Regions from separate parts of the Homo sapiens genome. Here region 1 is linked to region 2. Evidence: chromatin contacts called from ENCODE Hi-C or POLR2A ChIA-PET data. All regions are on one chromosome and are shown on one strand. The core of a region is the stretch at or near the end of the contact, and the rest is flanking DNA. Distances in the headings are between cores, read along the strand shown.

Region 1 (5,922 bases), core at 952-3,451, 77 kb before region 2:
TCATTTTAGAGTCTTAGGAAATACAGAAAACATCTATTCCTACAACAAACATTCATTGGATACCTTCTATATGAAAGAATCTCAGCTGGGCCTTTAGGATACAATGGAGAGTAGGATCCAGCCCTTGCCTTCAAGGCTGTGAGAAGCACACAACCCACATTCTCCACGGCTAGAATGTGTGCAAGGAATAGAGTTGTTGAGCCTGAGCTCCAGGACTGCTGTTGGTTTTGTTCACCACCATATCCTCAGCCCCTGATAAGTGCCCAGCACAGAGCCAGTGTTCAGCAAATAATTATTACAGGAATCAATGGCTTTAAAGGATGGCCTTCCCACAGTGTCTGTCTTACAAATGATTCCTAAAAACTAAATCAGTTCTGACCAGAGGCAGTTAGTCCCAGACCAAGTTTTAAGTAAGAAAAATACGCCAGGGCTGCTTCTTCAATCCACCAGAGCCTCCTTTTCCAATTTTTTTTTTTTTTTTTTTTTTTTTTTGAGACGGAGTCTCGCTCTGTCGCCCAGGCTGGAGTGCAGTGGCACAATCTTGGCTCACTGCAAGCTCCGCCTCCTGGATTCACGCCATTCTCCTGCCTCAGCCTCCCGAGTAGCTGGGACTACAGGCGCCTGCCACCAGGCCCGGCTAATTTTTTGTATTTTTAATAGAGGCGGGGTTTCACCGTGTTAGCCAGGATGGTCTCGATCTCCTGACCTCGTGATCCACCCGCCTCAGCCTCCCAAAGTGCTGGGATTACAGGCCTGAGCCACCGCGCCCGGCTCCTTTTCCAATTTCTACCCAGAGCCTGGGCCAGGGGGAGTGGAATCTGCTTAGCTGAAGGTCTGAGGTGCAGGGGAGTAAGAGGACAGTGAGAAGAAAGAGCAGAAAGGAAGTCAATCCCGGGGTCCTCAGGCCTGGCCAAACAAAGCCATCTGCCTTGTCTGGAAAAGCTCATTTGCAAAGGCTTTGGTGAAAGTTCACATTTCTCCAGGCTGCGGCAGCTTGGAAGAGCCATGCAGCGACTGAAAGGTCAAACAGGAGATGCGCAGCACTCCACTCCCATTGAGCCGCCACCTAGAGCGGTGTCAAATGTGGTTTTGCCACTTCCACCGACAAGATAGGACGTTTGAGCATCTAGGGCAAATGATGCCACAGAAACTATAAGCCAGGCAAAACCCTGGATCTCCCAATCACTTTCTCTCCAGGAATAAGCTTCAGTGTCCATGGGCTGCTTGTGGAGGGGATGGGACCAGCCAGAACAGGGATCTGCTCCAGCCGGGGGGTGGCGGGGGGAGGGAGTTAAAAAAGAGAATGCGGCCGGGCACAGTGGCTCACGCCTGTAATTCCAGCACTTTGGGAGGCCAAGGTGGGCGGATCACGAGGTCAGGAGATTGAGACCATCCTGGCTAACACAGTGAAACCCCATCTCTACTAAAAACACAAAAAATTAGCCGGGCGTGGTGGTGGGCACCTGCAGTCCCAGCTGCTTGGGAGGCTGAGGCAGCAGAATGGCGTGAACCCGGGAGGCGGAGCTTGCAGTGAGCTGAGATCGTGCCACTGCACTCCAGCCTGGGCGACAGAGCGAGACTCCGTCTCAAAAAAAAAAAAAAAAAAAAGAGAGAGAGAGAATGCAGAATTTGTGTCTTTGAAGGCTGGCAGAGCCATCTGTCCTGCTCATCTCTTAAGACTGATGAAACCGAAGCTCCACAGTAGTTGGTAGAAGATAGATGGCAAAAGCTAGGACAGAACCCACACTCAGAGAGAGACCCTTGCCCTACAAAGGGTCACCTACTGCTGCGCCTAAAGGCTGTGCCCCATATGACACATCCAGCCTGGCACACATGCCAGCCTGACACATCCAGGCTGGAAACCTTCTAGGAGAGACTGGGGGTGGCCACCAGAGGCTCAACCATGGGGACACAGGACCCAGAATTGCATCCTTGACCTGGGCTCTGTGGACTGGCCCATGGGCTGGCTTCTCCGCCCTGCCCCGCCCATGCACCATCCTTCTGAAGGAAGACATCCCCATCCAATGGCCTGTGCTACAGACTCATGAGGGCCTTTGCACTCTGGTTCTTAGCTCCTGGTTTTCTGCCAACCAGAGGTATAATGGACTTTCTTATTTTATTTCATTGGCTTGTAAAGGAACATAACCAAATAGTGACGAGAGAGAAGCTGGCAGTGGTGGAGGCCTCAGCAAAGGCTGGAGAAAAGCCAGGAGTTAAGTAATGCCTTGGCCATTAGCTTTCCCCAGAGGAGCAGCGGCATTGCTGGGGCTAGGATGGAGGATATGAGGGGTGGGGCTGGGGAGACACAGATGTGCAGGGGCTGGAGTTCCTTTCCCAACCTGGGACTGACAAATCCTAGCCCAGGGAGGGAGGGGTAGAGCTACCTCCTGACTTGTTCTCCTCTAGGATGAGCCATATTCCTTTCCCCGCCTGGCTTTTCCTTCTTATTAGGTTGTCATCATTATCGTCACAACCACCACCACGTACTTGGCTTATAAGTCCTACTCAACCCCTTCATATGATGATATCTAATCCTTCTAGCCTGCCCTCGCCCTCAAGGCAAGTAATGTTATCCCAGTTAGACAAATGAGGAATCAGATGCTCAGCAAAGTCAAGTCACTGTCCATGCCCTCCTTCCATCAGGGAGTCGCTGAGCTGGGATGTAAGCCCAGGTCTGTCTGTCCCTAAAGCCTGTCACTCCTCCATCAGCCCCTGGAAGATCAACCAAAATAAATGGAAGGCTTAGTGTTAACACAGCCCTGGATAAGCTGCCATATAATAGAGGCCAATGGCTGGTCGGTTATCCTTGCTGATAAATGTGGTGGCCCAGGAACTCAGCAGGTCTGGAGTGATGGGGGTTGATCCCCAGCCTCACTCTATGGGCTCTATCACCCTGAGCAACTCAGGTGACCTCAACAGGCTCAGCTTCCTCATTGAGGGCAGAGATTTCAGCCTGGGTGGTTCACTGCTGAATTCCCTGTGCCTAGAACTTATTCTCAATAAAAATTTGTCAAATGAATGAATGAATCTGAAAAATGGAAATCCCAGTAACAGCCTCCCCACCTGGTTTATTAATGAGTGATAATGTAGGAGGGCACTTGGCACAGAGCACGACACATCCTAAGGGATCAATAAGCAGAAGTTGCTGGTCATTAATACTATTATTACATATTATTATAACGCTATTATTGCTTTTCAAGGTCATTATAGGGATCAATGCATTTGGGAAATATAAATGTAAGGCAATATCTTTACAATAACTAGTAACCAATGCTGACAAATAAGGGCAGACACTGACAAGTGGTCCCCATGAACACCGTACCGCCCACCACAGAGGCATTCTAGGAGACTGCCCTCGCCTTCCCATTGGACATGTGCATCTGGACTCTACGAGGGGGCACTCCTGCTCCATCCCAGGTCACTGTGCCCATGTGGGATCCTCAGACGGAGTTGTCGGGCACGTCCACACTTGCACAGCAGTTCCAGTGAGAATGCATCCTGTTACCTTTGCATTGGTCACCTCATGCCCATAAGTTACAGCCATCTCAGCCTGATCTCCACTCGGTTTAGTTAAAAATAGAGTTTACAACAGAAACCTGAATCCAGGCTCCTCTAAATCAGGACGGCGGGGAAGCAGGTGCTACCCAAATGTGGCGCCGTGCTGACGAATGGAGGTCGGCCGAGCTCAGCTCTCTGCCCTGAGCTGGTGGGTGGCAGCCTCCATAGCAGAGATGCCAGCTCTGGGGAAAGGAGGGCTCTTTACACAGAAGGCAACACATTCCCTCCAACGTGCTAGCCTCCTTCGATTCAATCAATATTGGTTTAGCACCTGCTTATGTGCCAGGAGGTACCTGAGGCTGCAGCCATGTCTCAAGGTGACAAAATGGACAAAGACAAGCAGACACAGAATATCTTGAATTCAGGACAGATTGCCTTAAGGAGAAAGGCAGACAGATTGGACTTTTAAAAGCAAATCGTCAGAAGCTAGAGTTCTGAGACCATGTCCCACAAAAATTACTGGGCGCCAGCCTTGGGCTCTGAGGCTCTGCAAATTCCTCTAATCCCAGAGGCTTCTATGGCAAGTCCTCACTCTTTTCCAGGTTGCTGCTGCCAAATACCATCTTGCTTAGCGAACCCAAAATTTCTGGAACAGGGTGAAGCTCAAAATAATTCTCACAGTTAGACTCACTGGGACCTAAATAGCTTTGCTGATTAAACCTCTGAATCCTTATTCAAACCTGCGACATTCCTCCTTGGTGATGCCAAATCCTTCATGCTTCCCAGCAGGCTCTGGCTTGAGGATCCGATTCTGCTGCACACACCTGTCAGGGTCACCTGTCCTGACTTGGCTACGATCCATTGATTTACTCTTTGGCACGGCTGATCAGCTTTCTAGCTCCCCCACCACACCCACTGAAGCACAGATGAACAATTAGTTGGCCTAATGATAAAGTACCCTTCCTTAGGGGTCTGGAGAACTAGGGTGGGTGTAGGTGGGATTGAGAGGACATGAGGGAAGTGGGCATTTGCAGAGAGGGAGGGTTTGGGACCCTCTCCTGATGTGGGCGGGGAAGGCAGAGGCACGCAGTCGGCTGTAGAAAGTATTGGCTTTCCCATTTGGTGTAAGCTGCTCACCTGCCCAGCTGGGAACAGAGAGGAAAAGAACAGAGGAGTGTCTGGATGTGCTCTCAAAGTGACATTATTATCATTACTATTACTTTCCCACTGTCTTTCCAAACCCATTCCTGTAGGTTATTTCACTTTATCCTTACTATCATTCGATGAAGTATCTCAAAAAGGATTATCCATTTTAACCCAAGAGGAAACTGGAGTATAGACTAGGTGACCCTTGTCGTTGACCACACCACGAATCCAAGAGGAGAATATTCAGAGAGCACAAGAACCAGAGGAGAATATTCAGAATCCAGAGGTACGTGAGGTAAAGGCAAGGTAAAACACTACCAGGTCCACCAGAAACCCATCTCCTGGGAGGAGCGGGGCCTGGTGGGGGCTGCCACATTCCCTCAGAGCATCTCCCCTTCCTGCATCCTCCTGTCTCATGGTTCTGAGGTGGCAAGGTCAGGCCCCTCAGCCTGAAATGCGGGGAGAGAAGACTTAACAAACGACAAAAGCAAGTTGTGGATTGATTCTCCCCTTCCCAGGGCGGCCTGCCCCTCCTCTTCAACAGTGACAGGCAGTAAAAGGTTAGTGGCATGCTTCCTGCCTCTGGTTCCTCGGAGCTAAATGATCAAATGATGTCAGGACTGGGCAAAAGCTCGATTCCTAGTTAGAGCCACCACAGCTCCAGAAATGAAACTTGGCACAGCATCCCTCTGCTCAGAGGCTCTTCACTGGACCCAATACATCAACAAGGCGGCCAATTATGGCTGAGTGCACACTCCTACCCTGGTCTTTACCCTGAGCCCACCTGTGGCTCAGGCTTTGCTCAAATCTGCAGGGGGAGGGGCCCCAGAGGCCGTCACTGCTGCCCTGACTGCCTTCTTCCCATGCTGGTCTTTCTCCCAGATGTCCTGGGAGGAAAGCCAACCCAGCCAGGACTCACACACCTGCCTGCCAGATCGGCCTGCCAGGAACCCCCATATAAGAGAGGATCCAGCAGCCTTCTGCATACCATGCATCCCAAGCTGCCAGACTCTGGCGACCCTGTGAACTCAGGTCACACCCATATGAGCAATTGCAGTGGGCGCCATGCTGGGCCTCCCACTTTGTCTCAAATAGGTTGTTTTTGGTTGTTGGCTTTTCTGATAAACAATCTGAATAGGCATAATGGCCTCATCACCAAGAGCATGAAATAAATCCCCAAATTAACAGAATCCCAAGGACTGGGGACAAGAAGGCAGGCAGGGAAGAGTGTTGCAGAGAAGAGATTCGACTTGGGTCTCCAGCACTGTCCATTTTTAC
Region 2 (6,345 bases), core at 2,019-4,518:
TAATTTAAAGGCCACAGCTGGACTTGTCCTTCATTGAGTGCCCTGACCTTCAGAAGAGACAGGACAGTGCTCTGGGTAAAGCCTGGTCAACACACACACCCTACAGACCCGGATGGCCCTTCCTCTCCTGACAGTGGTTGTAAAAAACTAGCTGCTCTACCAAGCGGGCAACTGTCCAACCTCCTCCTCCAGAGCTCGCTCCTCCTCTTGCTAGCCCACCCCACCTGGCTCTTCCCTCCCTGCACCCAAGAGTCTATATGAGAGAGAAAGAGAAAAAAAAAAAAAAGACGCAACTCATTTCATATGGTGGCGAAGAGAGATCTGAGGTATAGAGCCACCAAGTCCCACCTGCCCCCAAAGGTCACCTGGACAAGCTACTTGGTGCTGCCTTCTTTCCCCTTTTCTCACATCCCTCAGGATATGAGTTCTAATATCCACTTAAGATCTGAGTGACTGCAGGCAAACTACTTTACCTCTCTGGCTTTGAGTTTCCAGTTTGTAAAATGGTGATAATAAGACCTCCTACCCGTCCTGAGCGTGTCTGAGAGTGACCACATGTGGCAGACTGTATTCTCCTAAGATGGCCACAATATCTCCCCCGTGCCACATGCGATCTACGATAGGACCTCAATACGCCTCCAATCCCGAGGTGAGCTCTATGTCCCCTCCCCTTCATTCCAGTTGAGAGTTTGAGACTCACTTGTGTTGTTTGACCTTTGAGGTTAGGTTAAAAAAAAAAAAGTGAACACGCTTCTGCCTTGTCTGTGGAAACATTTGTGCTCCAGCCCTAAGCTTCTGTACAAGGAGTTTGACTGCCTGAGGCAGCCATGATATAAAGAAGCTCAAACCAGCTCATGCAGAGAGACCATGGGGAGAAGTCCTGAGATCCCTTGGACAGATGCTTCGTCAGCCCCTGTTGTGCCAGTGGCAGCCACTAGAACTACAACCTCATGTCTGACTGCAACCTCATGAGATGCTCCCAGCCTGAACCACTCAGTTGAGTCCCGCCCAAATTCCCGCTCCACAGAAACCACGAGAAATAATATAACGATTGCTGTTGTTTTAAGCCAACAAGTTTTTGGGTGATTTGTTATGCATCAATAGATAACCGGAACACCACATATATAAAAACATGCTGTAAACTGATGGGTAAATATTAAGAACTCCAAATGCTATAGAAACTTTTATGATTATTTCCTTTTCAAGTCTGCCCTTGATTTTGTCTTTAGAAAAACATGTGTGTTGTGGGTGGGGTGAGAAGAATGCATACAGAATTGCCCTTAGCTGCCCTTTTTTTTTTTTTTTTTTAAGACAGAATCTTACTCTGTTGCCCAGGCTGGAGTGCCGTGGCACAATCTCGGCTCACTGCAACCACCACCTCCAGGGTTCAAGCAATTCTCCTGCCTCAGCCTCCTGAGTTGCTGGGATTACAGGCATGCACCACCACACCTGGCTAATTTTTGTATTTTTAGTATAGAGGGGGTTGTGCCATGTTGGCCAGGCTAGTCTTGAACTCCTGACCTCAGGTGATCCATCCGCCTCAGCCTCCCAAAGTGCTGGGATTACAGGCATGAGCCACCGCGTCTGGCCTTGCCCTTAGCTTGAGGAAAAAAAGCCCAATTGTCACCAAATGGATGGTGTTAATATGCAAAATGACTTCTCAATTCACCTGGGGGCATATTTTAGAAATAAAAGTTCCACAATGAGAACACTTGGACACAGGAAGGGGGACATCACACACCGGGGCCTGTTGTGGGGTGGGGGGAGGGGGGAGGGACAGCATTAGGAGATATACCTAATGTAAATGACGAGTTAATGGGTGCAGCACACCAACATGGTGCACGTATACATATATAACAAATCTGCACATTGTGCACGTGTACCCTAGAACTTAAAGTATAATTTAAAAAAAGAAAAAAAAAGAAAGAAAGGTTCCATGAACTAATTAAAAAGTGAATTGCAACTAGGGGATTTCCCCCAACAAAGCCAACCTAATTCTACCCAACGATCCTCAAAACATGCTGTGTACTGCAGAGAAGCTGAGCTCCCCGCGCGGCACAGGAAGAAGCCACTTCAGCTGCCCATAGGGAAAGAAGAGATGTGTTCCAGGCATAAGAATGTGGACATGAGGCCTGGCCTTCCATCCCACATTTTGGTACTGGGGTCGGAGAGATGATCTCCACCAACCACAAAATGCATGTGCCTGGGGTAGCCAGGTACCTCACAGTTCAAAACAACAGCTTTCGTGTTCTCATCTCTGCAGTTCCTGGGAGCAAATTGAGATGGTAAGGCCGTCAGCGGCCTAGGTGCTCATCATCTTGACAGATACTTAGCTACTCATTTAAAAACAAGCAAGAGAACAAGCGTCAGCTGTATTTTTTAATTACTCCTGGATAGGACTGGGAACGCTTTGGCATAATTGGGGTATTGAGATTTTTTTCCCCTTTGAAGGCCTTGTTGCAGCAAGAAAAATACCATGTTTATTCTAATTAAAACCAACTCTTCTTTTAAATCATCGTAGCAATAGGAAGGCAAGTGGTGATAGATATTTACTTTTTAAGGGTAGCGGGGGTAACAGCTACTAGGACCAGATCTGCTGTGAATGTATGTCCTTCATGGAATTCTCTTACTTGCAGGATCAGTTCTCTCATTTATTAAATGGGAGATGTGAAGAAAATCCCACATGTTCCCTTTTTGGCTCTAATTTAATTTGAGGTCATGGCTCCCACTTTCTGTTACCCCAGCCCAGTAGGGTATAATGTACCAAGGACCAGCTCTCTTGGTATGAAGAATATCTGAGGACATGTGGTGTTCAAACTAATACCTAGGCATCTATGGGAACACCAGGGCTGACGCTGTCATCAGCTTGTCCGGACAGTGCAGCGGCCCCCAACTACCTGCGTGTGCATCAGTCACACCTGGTGACTTGTTACATGCACAGCCCAAGCTGCTTGCTCCTTCAGAAAGCATGTTTCAGTTGTCTTGGGGTGGCGCCCAGGAATCTTCATTTTGGATAAGGGGCCCAAAGACATCTCTGATGAGGTATTTAGAAGACCATACTTTAAAAAAAGTACAGGACTAGCTGAAAAACATGGCCTTCAGACATAGAGAGACGTAGCTGTCTTTTTGATTTTCCAGCCATGTAACCTTGACAAAGACCCGACATTCCTGAACCTCTCTGTTCCCAAACAAGCGCAGCTCCCCAGCACTGCTGGAGGGTGGGAGAAGACTACACCCAGCACCTTCCTGGTTCACTTCCTGCCACACACAGCTGCCTGCCAAAGTCCTGTTCCCTTTCCTCGCTTTATACGTGGGGTCACTCAGAGTAGCTTTTCAAAAAGCACCAGTGCAATGACCTCTCAGAAAACAAGTCTGGCAGAAAAAGTCACATTTAAAGGGGTCCAATAGGCTGGGTGCAGTGGCTCATGCCTGTAATCCCAGCACTTTGGGAGGCCAAGGCAGGTGGATCACCAGACGTCAGGGGTTCGAGACTAGCCTGGCCAACATGGTGAAACCCTGACTCTACTAAAAATACAAAAATTAGCTGGGCATGGTAGCAGGCACCTTTAATCCTAGCTACTTGGGAGGCGAGGCAGGAGAATCGCTTGAACTCGGGAGGCAGAGGTTGCAGTGAGCTGAGATTGCACCATCGCACTCCAGCCTGGGCAACGAGAGCGAAACTCCATCTCAAATAAAAAAATTAAAGGGTCCAATAGAAACACTTTGGCCATTTAAAATGGCCATACCTCTCTTGGTTAACAGTAAGGTGAGGAGGACAGCTGAATTTAGCCACCAACAAAACAAGTTGTAATTGTACACCTAGCAGGTGGATAATGAAAAATGATAATAAAAATAGTAAGAAGAGGATGATGGTCCCTATAAATCTAACAGCATTTCTAAAAGCCCTTGGGTGCCCTGCCCTGTTCAGGTGCTGAACTGTCTTGTTCCCACCCTTCACCCTCAGACTTGACTGGAGCCTGGGAGGAGAATGAATGCGCTGGAGCCAGGGATGGGGAAGGGCTGCCCGCAACACTCCCGCCTCCTGCGTGCTCTGTCCTCCCGGAGCACACGGGGATGTGGTTTACCTGAGTGCACCTATTTGCAGCCAGACACCTGGCTTTGACCAAATGTGACCAAATGGCTGACAGAGCACATTAGCTTGCCTCCTTCGCTTGTCAAAACAATTAGGCTCTGGAAGGTGGTGGCGGCCTCACCGGGCTGAGAAAATGCCATCAGTGTATGAGACCGTTCATCAGCCTCCTGGAAGGTTCGACAGGGCCAAGAGGGCAAAGGACCTAAGTGGGGAGAGGGGGATTGGGCTGGAGGTAGGACAGGGGAGTCATTAAAACATTAAGAAAACTGAAAGTACCACATAGCCACAGATGGCCAAAGGGATCCATTCCTGTGGCTCTGTAGGGCACACGGCTGGCGTGGCGCTAAGTGTAAGGGGTGGGAATCCTGGCATCCACCGGGTGATTGACAGGCTGGCCCTCCCGCACTTCTACTCTGCTCCAGTAACTACCCATATTATGCCGAAATGACACAAGCGACAATAATTAAGCCCCAGATCTCTGTGGATCATTCGCAGTGATAATTCCACCTTTGTAATTCAGCTTCAGATAAACCCCTTTTGTTCTGCCTTATAACACAGATTCTAGTATCATTCAAGTATATTAACTGTAGCCTATTACTGTCACAAAAAATGCTCCCTGAGCCATAGCAAAAGACTCCCTAGACAAAACTTTATGTCATGTTAATCCAAGCTTCAATAACTATGAGGATATATAACTGTATTCTAATTGTGCTCTGCGTTCCCACATACAAAAACAGAAGATATCAAAAATGACAGCAGCCGATCTCTTCAAATATAAAAGCATTAATTCCTCACTCAGGGCGCTGGGATGCTGGGGTGAAGAGATGTACGTTTATCTGAAGAGAGAAGAGAGATGGGACTTTTGAGGACAGAGAAGGTTTGGGGGCTAGGATGGGACCACCAGGAATCAATGCCACAAAGGTTGAAGGCTGTGGAAGAGGCTGGAAGGCAGACATGGAGAATTGGACATGGAGACTGATATCAAGAGAGCCAGGTCAGAGATGTTCAGGGGATATAGAGAAGCCAAGTAAAGCTTTCTTTTTTTTTTTTTTTTTTTTGAGACAGAGTCTCGCTCTGTCACCCAGGCTGGAGTGTGGTGGCGCAATCTTGGCTCACTGCAACCTCCGCCTCCTGGGTTCAAGTGATTCTCCTGCCTCAGCCTCCTGAGTAGCTGGGATTACAGGCGTGCACCACCATGCCCGGCTGATTTTTGTATTTTTAGTAGAGACGGGGTTTCACTATGTTGGTCAGGCTGGTCTGGAACTCCTGACTTCAGGTGATCCGCCTGCCTCGGCCTCCCAAAGTGCTGGGATTATGGGCGTGAGCCACCGTGCCCGGCCCATATGAAGCTTTCAAAGGCAGCTGTGAGGATCCCCAGGTTCTTGACCCGGTTTGGACATTAACTCAGTGGGTAACCTTGGCCAAGTCATTCCCACTTGCTGGGCCTCCCTTTCTTTCTGAAGAGAGAGCGTCAGTTCAGACATCTTGTAGGGCTCACTCCCTCACCTCCTCCAAGCCCTCTCCCTGCAGCCCAGCCTGGTCAGCTGATGTAAAATTGCAACCCACTCCAGGTACTTCCTAATCTCCTTTACCCTGTGTTCCACTGTTGTTTTTTTTAAGTGGCTCCTACCGTTTTCTAATTGTGCAATGTAATTTTCTTTTTTGGTATATTTTTGCTGTTTATCCTATACCTCCCTCCGCTTGAGTTGAGTTCTGTCATGACCGGGATTCGTTTCTGTTCTGTTCACTGATTTATCCCTGGTGTCCAGCATGGTACCTGACACACAGCATGTGTTCAGCGTTTGCTGAATGACCACGTGCCATGGCCATAGACCAGGTGTGTGGTCCGGGACAAGTTTCTTCAACTCACTGAGCCTCAGTTCCTCAACTGAGGAAAAAAGAGGCAGGTACCTACTTCATAGCATTGCTGAGAGGATTAAATTAAAGAGCAGATGCAAAAGCAACTGGAATGGTGCCCAGCACAACAGCGGTGCTCAAAGCAGGTTATTTTATGGAGGAAAACAACATTCTCTATAAGGCTAAAGATGCAATTTTCACTGCTAAGACCAAACGCAGGTCCTTATGTAGTTATTGGTCTTATTACCCCCACAATATACCCCTCTTCTAGAAACTCCACCTCCTCTACTTCTCCAGCCCCCAAACCCACTCCAGGTCCACAGTCTGTCTCCTGGCACCAAAAAAGAATCAAAACACTAGGCTCTTGCGGGACGCTTCTGCATCATGGAGGCTGT

The links. A loop is a pair of places that touch in the nucleus more often than their neighbours do. ChIA-PET counts read pairs that join two places held with the same protein, here RNA polymerase II (POLR2A). Pooled maps may share reads with other maps.
Region 1: a loop to region 2 is called in a pooled map, with 1.9 times the contacts of the local background. The contact joins two enhancer-like sites. A Hi-C loop is called at or near these places in 1 of 168 maps with a recorded cell type or tissue (Right ventricle myocardium inferior) and 3 of 50 pooled maps. POLR2A ChIA-PET finds 5 or more read pairs at or near these places in 5 of 52 experiments (Caco-2, GM10248, SK-N-SH and 1 more).

Annotation. Positions count from the first base shown.
Region 1 is chr17:57,570,515-57,576,436 of GRCh38, reverse strand. All of the region lies in intron 7 of MSI2 (musashi RNA binding protein 2), which reads right to left. LOC107984993 (a long non-coding RNA gene) reads right to left here. Exons shown (of 2, transcript XR_001752947.3): 2 at 1,609-5,922. Among named protein-coding and RNA genes, the nearest start is that of MSI2-AS1, 35 kb to the left of the region's middle. Within about 2 kb of position 2,201, at least 6 of the 41 ENCODE cell types and tissues checked have a DNase peak (open chromatin) inside an H3K27ac peak, as active enhancers do.
Region 2 is chr17:57,494,339-57,500,683 of GRCh38, reverse strand. All of the region lies in intron 6 of MSI2 (musashi RNA binding protein 2), which reads right to left. Among named protein-coding and RNA genes, the nearest start is that of MSI2-AS1, 110 kb to the left of the region's middle. RefSeq lists an enhancer at 4,149-4,650. Within about 2 kb of position 3,268, at least 2 of the 41 ENCODE cell types and tissues checked have a DNase peak (open chromatin) inside an H3K27ac peak, as active enhancers do.